3 separate regions of the Homo sapiens genome follow, and all the other regions are linked to region 2. Evidence: chromatin contacts called from ENCODE Hi-C data. All regions are on one chromosome and are shown on one strand. The core of a region is the stretch at or near the end of the contact, and the rest is flanking DNA. Distances in the headings are between cores, read along the strand shown.

What was found. A loop is a pair of places that touch in the nucleus more often than their neighbours do. Pooled maps may share reads with other maps.
Region 1: a loop to region 2 is called in a map with no recorded cell type, with 21 times the contacts of the local background. The contact joins two enhancer-like sites. A Hi-C loop is called at or near these places in 2 of 37 single-sample maps with no recorded cell type and 3 of 50 pooled maps.
Region 3: a map of naive thymus-derived CD4-positive, alpha-beta T cell shows a loop between it and region 2 (15-fold over the local background). The contact joins the promoter of RALA here to the enhancer-like site in region 2. A Hi-C loop is called at or near these places in 2 of 168 maps with a recorded cell type or tissue (naive thymus-derived CD4-positive, alpha-beta T cell and transverse colon) and 7 of 50 pooled maps.

The regions. Positions count from the first base shown.
Region 1 is chr7:47,937,361-47,940,287 of GRCh38, reverse strand. PKD1L1 (polycystin 1 like 1, transient receptor potential channel interacting) reads left to right here. Exons shown (of 57, transcript NM_138295.5): 3 at 1-95. Among named protein-coding and RNA genes, the nearest start is that of PKD1L1, 9.6 kb to the left of the region's middle. RefSeq lists enhancers at 1,943-2,112, 2,563-2,642. Within about 2 kb of position 1,352, at least 4 of the 41 ENCODE cell types and tissues checked have a DNase peak (open chromatin) inside an H3K27ac peak, as active enhancers do.
Region 2 is chr7:43,647,325-43,650,478 of GRCh38, reverse strand. It overlaps COA1 (cytochrome c oxidase assembly factor 1), which reads left to right. Exons shown (of 6, transcript NM_018224.4): 2 at 1,827-1,879; 3 at 2,845-2,944. The coding sequence starts at 1,865. Among named protein-coding and RNA genes, the nearest start is that of STK17A, 66 kb to the right of the region's middle. RefSeq lists enhancers at 352-441, 1,084-1,945, 2,215-2,509, 2,808-3,154. Within about 2 kb of position 1,583, at least 40 of the 41 ENCODE cell types and tissues checked have a DNase peak (open chromatin) inside an H3K27ac peak, as active enhancers do; they include transverse colon, where a contact is called at or near this core.
Region 3 is chr7:39,622,305-39,625,378 of GRCh38, reverse strand. It overlaps RALA (RAS like proto-oncogene A), which reads right to left and starts at 1,807. Exons shown (of 5, transcript NM_005402.4): 1 at 1,554-1,807. It overlaps LOC107986785 (a long non-coding RNA gene), which reads left to right and starts at 1,902. Exons shown (of 2, transcript XR_001745175.2): 1 at 1,902-2,946. RefSeq lists silencers at 604-653, 1,248-1,757 and an enhancer at 1,084-1,931.

The DNA of each region.
Region 1 (2,927 bases), core at 103-2,602, 4.3 Mb before region 2:
GTGATGGGAAGTGTGGCTGTCCTTGGTGTGCTCTGAATGGAAAGGCAGAAGACCGGGAATCACAGAGCCCATCCTCATCAGCTTCCAGGCAGAAGGTATTCCTGGATCTGGGGAAATTAGGCTTTTCTTCCTGAATACAGTACATGTACAGTACAGCTAAAAAGCACCTCCATGTTTCATCAGGAATTCATCAGGGATTGTTTTCCTATCATGTGTGTTTGTGCCAATGAAGCAAGTGTGACTTATAAAGCCTTAATTCAGCTCCAGAGCATAGTTCCACATATAAGAAGTGCAGGCAGGGCTAGCCCAGCCCAGAGGAGTAGGGGATAGCCCTCAGATGGGGAGTGAGGGGTAGCCCTCAGGTGGGGAGTGGGGGCTGCCCTGCAGGTGGGGAGTAGGGGCTGCCTCCCAGGTGGGAAGTAGGAGGGTAGCCCTCAGGTGGGGAGTGGGGGCTGCCCCTCAAGCGGGGAGTGGGGGCTATCCCCGGGGTGGGGAGTGGGTGCTGTCCCCCAGGTGGGGAGTGGGAGCTGCCCCGAGATGGCTCCAGCACAGACAAGGCTTCCAGCAGCCAAAGCACTGAAACCCTGCTTAACTTGCGCAGTGTGGGGAGCTCGTTGAAGACCCCTATTAATTAAGACTGGGCTACCTGGATGTTTGTGAATTCCCTTGCATCTGTTTATCAGAGTAGCTAACAGGGCTTGGGTCTGAAGGCCTGGGCAATGCCCTGGAGATGGAGGAGAAGCGTGAGAGGAGTGACTCTCACATCTGTGGGTGGGGTCCGAGAGAAGAGTGAAAACTTCTGAGTGAGACATGCTTTTCACCCAGAATAAGCATTGGTTCCAAAGGGACATGCACAGACAGCCCAGAGTTGTGCGTTTCTAGTTCAAATTTAAAGAAGCCAGTTCTCTTTGAAGCTCCCAGAACCTCTGCTGTCCTTGGCAAAGACTCTCCTGCAGTTCATTTTTCAGTATTCCTCATGCAGAGCAGCGTTATTAAACCACCCCCTCCGTAGCACATCCATCTGAGTTTATATTGAAATGAATTTGATCTCAACCCACAGTGTTTGTGTTTGGGAGCTTTTCTCTGCTCTGCCATCACTTTTGTCAGCGAAAGTTCAAGGAGGCATTTTTAGGTTCCCAAGGAAGGATATTTAGTAAGATGAGCGTCTGATGGTTCTGAGAACAGGAGGTTGGGGAGAGGTGTTTTAGAGGGGAGGTGATATTACCTGCGTTTCTCACATTACACAATGTAAATAGCCACATACAGTGACTTCCTTAGGCTTTTAGTGCCCTCACCTCCAAACACAAGGGGGCAAACAGACCTCATGCTTCTTGAACACTTGGTGCAGATCTGCTATGCAGAATCACCTAGGGAGCTTAAAAGTCAAAGAAACCAAACAAAACCATGCACAAGCCCTGCCTCTGAAGATTCTAACAGACATGCTGTGGCGTGGCTCAGGGTGATGGTGCTTCAACCCCACCCCACCCAGGTGACTCCAAGGTTCAGCCACCTGGGACCTCAGCTTTGGGCATAGATCGATGCCTTTAGGATTTGACCATCATGTCCCAAAGGGCTTGGTCCTGGTGAAATGTGCAATCAGGGGGCTCTCTGGTTTTGGTTGACTGGGAGACCCATTTCCAAGCTGCATTCTGGCCGCTCTGCTCTCTACAGCCCCAGTGGGCTCAGGCGAAGGTCACACAGGGCCATACACCAGCTCCTGGACGTGCTGGGCAGTTTGCTGATTGGGCATAGTTATAGGATAGTGTCTTGCAAAGCCCTGTGTCTCCCATGCTGCTCACTAGCACCATGCCTTTTAGGGGTTGTAGGTACATGCAGCTGTCTCAGCCCCTGGGTTTCACATCCTCAGGAAACTGCCAGGATCTACCCAGGTCCTGCTCTGGGAGGCCACAGAGGGGTTCCCTGTTCTCGTCACAGAAGAGGGGCAGGTGCCAGGCGTATGCACTCAGGCACGAGCTGGCATCTTTCAGCTCCCACTCTGGCCTTCTTGACACCTTCCTGTGTTGTTCTCCTGAAAGATGAAGCACCTGATGTCCTGTAGTTACAAATCTGTAAAAGGCCCACAGCACAGGGAGCGCACATCCCAGGGAGGGGCTGGGCCGTTGGTTAACCTATACTAACTTCTTAACTGGCTGGAACTACTTCTGGTAACAGCTCTCTCAAGAGCCAGAGTGAGGCCCTGGGCCCTCAGTCTGAGGGATGGTGGCTGCTTTTTGTAATCATGTCCACAGTGGGGCGTTGTCTCTGGACAGGCGTCCTGTGTAGGAAACAAGGTGGCCAGCTTCCCGTAGGCCAAAAGTGTCCCCCCTCCTCCTGTGCCGTGGGCACCTCCCTGCTTTCCTGGTGCCACCAGGATTGAGATTTTGTCACAAGGAGAGCTGCACAGGTCAATGCAAGGTCAACAGAGGCCTCATGACCAAGATGGGCTCCCAGCACCCCTCACCTGCCCTCCAATGCCCCCACCCCACCTAAGCTCTCAGTGTGCACAGGCCGAGCAAGCCCAGTGGCATTGTCTCTGAGTTCTCTCTTGGGCTCCATCTCACTTCCAGTCCAGCAGCCAGCCCGGCCACCCCATAGCCTCAGAGGTGTTCACCCTCTGCCTTCACTCCACAATCAAGACCTGCCATCCTCATAGCCCTCTGAGTGGATCCCCTGCTGCCACTCCTGCCTGCCAGGCTCTCTTCAGTACCGCAACCACACTGTTGCTTCTGTGCATTGGAGCGTGCCACTCTTGTGCTCAGAACCCTCCATCTCATTCAGAATGAAACTCCACTTCCTGAGTCTGACCCCACTTGGCCTCCCGTAACTCTGAGGTCACCTCCTGTGCTCTCTTGGTTCCCACTTGTGGCTGCAGCCCCACGAGACTTCTGCTGCTCCTGCAGTGAAGCAGGTGTGCCTCCACCTTCGGC
Region 2 (3,154 bases), core at 334-2,833:
GCTCTAACTTTATTTCAGCCTTATTTCTTTTCTGAATATTATTTTTCATTTATCTTCATTTCCTTACCTATTTTCTTTTCTTCTAAAGTATGTATCTTTGTTAGCTCCATCATCCTTTTTGGAATGAGCAAGTATAAAAATAAGTAAATAAATAAGACCCATCCTAAGTATTTTAAGAAACCACCCTTTTGCGGCACACTTGCTACCTTGGTCTTAGCTCTGGGCTTTGGTGTCCTCTGGCAGTCCTGCTGCATTGCCTTCTCTCCCCCATCTGCCCACCCCTGTCCCAGAGAGATTTTTCTGTAGCCCCTCATCTGCAGAGTCCGACAGCTCAGGGTCGAGGGTCTTTCTTAGCAGTAATCACCCACTATGCTCTCACCCCTCCATTTCTGGACATGCTTCCTGTGGCTTCTCTCCTGCGCTTTACACTTCAGCAGTTCTTGTTTCTGCTCACTCTGCCTTTGTTTGTCATTTCCTGGATTTGAAGCTGTTCTGCTCTTTTCACCTTTCTCTTCTCAAGGTAAACTTCCTCTGTGAAACCTCCGCTGATGCCCTGCAGCAAGGTTGACCACTTCCTGAGTGTTACTTCCTCTCTTGGTGCATATGTCTGGTTGCACTAACCAGGCTGCTGCTAGCCCAAAGGCACCTTTGTGCAAATTAGAAAAAGACAACCATCCCCATCCCTTCTTCAAGATACTTTATAGTACTTCCAACTGTTGGCAAACTGTCTTAATAAAGATACAAATCTTTGATTTCTCTAATGTGCATGGTGCCCTACAAGGGTTGTGCAGTGCATAGCCGTGCAGTTGCATGTGATAGATCTATGTTATAATTATTTGTTTAATTGTCTGTATTCCCCTCAGGACCAAGGAAAATTCCTTATATCTTGATACTGTTTTTATATTCTTACTGTCTGACCAGATCAGACCCTCAGTAACCGTTTGCTAAACAAAAGAAGGAATGAAGGTACAAATATGTATCCACCTTGTCTGGAAAAATAGCAGGAAAGGCATGCCTGCCAAGGACTTTTACACTGAACAGTAAGAATATATTTTAGCTCAGAGACACTGTTTGTTTTCACATTTCAATATTGCTTTAATTAGATATCTTAAAGCTCGTGTACCACAGTGGTTGAAAGAGCAGATGCTGGAGCCAGACTGCATGAATTTGAATCCCAGTTCTACCACTTATTCACTTATTAGTGCACCTTTGGGCATGTTACTTAACCTTTCTGTGCCTCAGTTTACTCATCTGCAAAATGAGCGTGATGATAATAGTTCCTACTTCAAAGGGTTGTGAGAATTAAATGAATTATATAAAGTGCTTAGAATAGTACAAGACACATAATAGTCAGAGACAGAAGTATTAGGTATTATCAATATTGTTAAAGTCCATGTATAAGTTTACTGTACTATTGTTTCTTTTTAACTCTGAAGTGCTGTTTTCACTCTGTCACGTACAGCTTTTATTGCTAGCATCTTGCTTCTGCAGGTCCAGCCTCCTGTTGATTGGCCCTGTGTTTGTGCTGTGGTCAAAGCACTTGCTGTCTGCGGTTCTCCCTTGTGCACACCGGTTCTTTGGTTGCTGTAACAAAAACTACATAGGACACAGACAGGAAACCCGCAGGCTTTGTTTTTTCTTCCTAATTTGGCAGCAGAAGGGGGAAAAACCAGGGCCTTTCACAGACAAGGCTTGTTTTAGAGTTTAATTTTAACTTCTTGTTCGTGTTCTAAAGCTTGGGTTGGTAATAAATCTTGGCTGTATGAGACTAGAGAGAACTGGGCTTTAAAAATATGATTTTAATGTAAAATCTTTTCTAATTGCAGGACAACTTGCCTTTGATGATTTTCAAGAGAGTTGTGCTATGATGTGGCAAAAGGTAATGGAATGTTCCAGGGCCAAGTTCCCCACTAGAACCTGCCAGGGTATTCTCGAGTTAGACAATAGAAGAAAGTCACTCCCTGAATAGTTATGGGCTTCTCCTGGTCTTTAGGGTTCACTTGTGCTTTAACTTCACAGGAGGGATGGGCATTTTCTGCATTGTTTCCCACTCTGTCTTTCTCTCGTGTCTCATGCTGGCGTTGGAAGCTGTAACACTCTGGGAACCTCTCCATAACCCAGTCTGGCTGCCTCACCCTGTTGAGCTCTCTTCAAATTAAGCAAGATCTGACTAATACATTCTTCAGAGATGCTCTGACCGTTTTCATTATGAGAACTAAATGACTTTTCCCAGATCACATTACTGTAATTAACTTTACACTCATTTTGATACTCTTACATATTATAAGAGTGGATGGATGGTATGCTGTATTTACCGAGCTGGCATCCCTCCATCTGTTCATTCAGCCTGAGTCATAACCAGAGTTTCCTCATCCCAAGGGTGGTGCATTTTTCAAAATATGAAAGGAGCCAGTGACAGCTCCAGCCCATTCGCAGGCTTACAGGACCAGCCATTGCCACAAAGGATAAGCTTCCTGTTTACCAGTTGGCCTGAGACAAAGTGGTTGTGCTTCCTGGCCATGCGGGGCTTGGCACACAGTCTGGGCTGTGTCTGTCAGGATGGTGGGCTGAATGCTCGCTCTGTGCTGGGCTGGCTGGGGGTGGCAGGGCCCCCACAGCATGGGTCCTGGACATGGGCCACTCTCGAGAGGGCACCCTCAGGAGGGCACTCAGTTTGGCTTCAGAACCAACCCTGGCATTTGGAAAGGAAGCAAATGAGGGAGGGCGGTCTGGCCTCCTTTCTGGCTTCCTTAATGCTTCTTTCCTTTAGGGGTCCAAGCCGGGCAAATCCCCTTGGCACAAAACTGGGAATCCTACAATAAATTTGTATCTTTTGTTTTTAAGTATGCAGGAAGCAGGCGGTCAATGCCTCTGGGAGCAAGGATCCTTTTCCACGGTGTGTTCTATGCCGGGGGCTTTGCCATTGTGTATTACCTCATTCAAAGTAAGTATCCTGCTAGCCGCCTGCGGCCTGACCTCCTCCTAGCCTGCTCCTGCTCCTCCATCAGAGGAAATACTTGAGATGCTTTGTTTAGATTAGAGAAAGGAGGAGAGGGTGATTTTAAAGGCTAGTCCACCATTTCGTTGGCTATAGCTTCCTCTGTATCCTGTAATCTCAGTTTTTCCAGGAGCAACGAGTACAAATAAAAGGACC
Region 3 (3,074 bases), core at 558-3,057, 4.0 Mb after region 2:
CTACTAACTCTGAATATGCTCAAGTAGTAAGCATTTAACACTAGAATACAAGTTATAATGCCCAGCACAATTTTAATATAATTTTAACCTTTCAGAGGAGGATAGTTTTGGAAGGCAAAGAACTCTGACTGCTGAAGAATGAAACACGAAGTAAAGTCTGTAAGTGGCAAGAACCTAAAACAAAACAAACAGCCTAGCCCAACAAAAATAAGCAACTCCTGGATGGTGACTGTGAGATAACCTATACACTCATTCATTCAGTGCAGAAATGTGTGAACAGCTTCTATGTTCAAGGCATACTGCATAGAAACAGTCATAAGTAGGACATGGCTCCTGCCCTAAAGAAATCCAAGGTCAAAAAACGGTGTTGTCAGATAATACTTCACAATAATAGTGTATTATTTTAATACAGGAGTCGGTTTAGAATAATATTGTATTACCAGAGACAGAAAAACATGAGCTAATAAGACACACTGAAATACATTAATAAACATACTGTAAGAGTTTACCAATGAAATCTGTTATCCAATTTCTGGAATATGATTAAAGTTGCAATTTACTTTCTGGAAAAGAATTAACTTATGATACATGTTTTATAAAGGTTGTTCCCCCCCCACACCACACAATTTGTAAATTAGGTGCTTTTCAGCTTGACACGTAGGGCGTGGCACGGGACTTCTCACACTACCTCAGCCACACTTGGATGAGCTCTTACAAGTCTGGACATTCAGGTTTCCGAGCACAGGCCAGTTAACTCCCTAATTCTCCCTAAATCCTGAAACAACACTGCCACCCCTGTGTGCCGTCACCCCCGTCTACTTAAACACATATATCCAGGCTAAAGCATGCCAATCACATCTTCCACTTCTGGAAATCTTTCAGAAACGAACCACAGAGGAAACACCTCTCTCCCAAAATGTATTCTCTTCCTCATATTAGAAGCTAGATTACCTGAAAATGGGCTAAAGCTGTGCAAGCGCCCAAGGCCAGGTATTCAGTTCAGTGCGGAGAGTCTAATGACTTTAAGTCTGAAAAACCATTCCTTTAACTGGCAAAAAAAAAAAAAAACACAAACAAACAAAACAAACAAACAAAAAACCCTGGCGGAGATGCTTAAAAAGCAGCGGCTCTAGCACAGGCAAGGAGTGGAAAGAAAGGGAAGGAGGGGAGAGGGGTGGAGTGAGGCGCGGGGACTGCGGCGGCAGCGGGTTGCCCCAGGTCGCGGGCACCGCCCGGGCGGGAACTTGGGCGCCGTGGACGAAAGGTGCGGGGTGACCTTCGGACGAGGCCAACTGAGACCGGCTGCCGGGCGCAGGGGACCTCTCCGCAGCCGCTCACTCTCGGGGGCTCACTCGCCCCACAGCGGCGAACGCGGTGCCCCGGATTCCAGCCGGGCTCATCTCGCAGCTCGTCCCCGGGCAGAACGTGGGATGTGCAATCTCGGCAGCCCGAACCCGCGTCAGGGCCTCGGCCCGCCGCCGCCCGGACACACCCCCGCCGCCGCCCGGGTGGCCCCAGTCCCTCCCCGGGCGGCCCGAGCGGGCATCGCTCACCTGCACCGCGAGCCAGTCCGCCGCCCCGAGGGCTCCGGAAGCCGCGGCTGCGTGGCTCCGGCCGGAGGGTACTCGGTCCTTGTCGCCTGGAAGGCCCCGCGCCGGGAGCGGTCGAAGGAGGAGTCTGACGGGTGGCGGGGGAGCCTGGGCGGCTGGAGGAGGAGGAGGAGGAGGAGGAGAAGGAGGAGGAGGACTCCGACGCTTTGCTCTGGGGAGATCCACCCTCCTCCTGGCGGCTCTGCAGCAGCCGCCACAGATCACTTCCGGGGCGCTGGGGAGCGGGGCGGGGCAGCTGGGGAGCGACTTCCTGTCCGTGGGCTGAGAGGAGGGTGATCATGGGCCTGGGCCGCAGAACAGTGGCTCGGAGGGCGCAGGCTGCCCGGCCTCCGCCCCCTGCAAGCTGAGGGCTGTCCGCGCTGTCTTTCCGACGGCCCCACCCCCGGCTCTCTGAGCTCCGCGAGGTGAAGTCATCTCCCGGGGGCTCGGGAGTGGCCGCGGGCCTCGCGGAGGTTCCCGGATCTCGGCGTCGTTGCCGCGGTGTCCTTGTCTTTCTTTTGGGGACCAGGAGGGGGTTCTTGGGGGAAGGAGGGGAGAGCGGAGGCCGCCATCTTGCTTCTAGAGGGTCAGCTCATGTTCCCTGGGCGTCTCAGGGTTGAGGCCGCTCGTGTGGCGTGGCCGGGGGTATTCAGAGCGGAGCTGGCGACGTGGCTTGTCACGGGCCAAATCCCAGGAGGCGGGTCAGCCGCCTACCCTGGCTGGAGGGTCTCGTGGCTGCCCTGGGCCTCATCTAACTGCTGATCCCCTGGAGAATTCGCTTTCTCGGACGGTCTGCGAGTTCTTTCTGAGGGGTGTCGGACCCCCCTGCGACTCTGCAGGTGTCGGTGTGGCACTGAGATCATCTTGCGGCCCCATGGCACTGTGATTTGGTAGCTTGTGAGAAGTAGTTTCACTAAATCCGTAAATTTAAGTTAGCAGCTACAGATTCTTATGTCTTGACATTTATTCGCTTATCTCTCTTTGCTCCCCACAAATTGAGTACCAACTATATTCCTGGTATGAGCCATTCAAGGAATGTCCAGTCTAGTGGGCAGACATACATGAAAGCAAATCATTGCTATTGGAAGTATGGTTTATCAAGATGTACAGCGTGAAGAATGGATAGCTTTACTAACGTAGGTTAGAGTTTTAAAGATAAATAGGCATTTTCTACTACAAAAATAGGGGTGGGATGGCAAATCCGGATCCGAACAGAAAGGAGATGCAGCACGGGGACAAATAATTTGTTGAGAAGAATGAGTAATAATTACAGGTCTTGAAGTTCAAACTTAGGTTGCTGAAGAAGATGAGGCTGGAGAAGAAAACAGGAGCCAAATCACGAATCGTCTATGCCTTGGTGAGGCAATGAGTGGACAGATTACAATTTAAGCTATTCTTCTGTTGGTAGAGAACAGATAACTTGGGGGGGTGGAGGTGGGGGGGCAGAGAAGGATAAGCAGAGAGCCCACAAGGGGGCCATTGCAG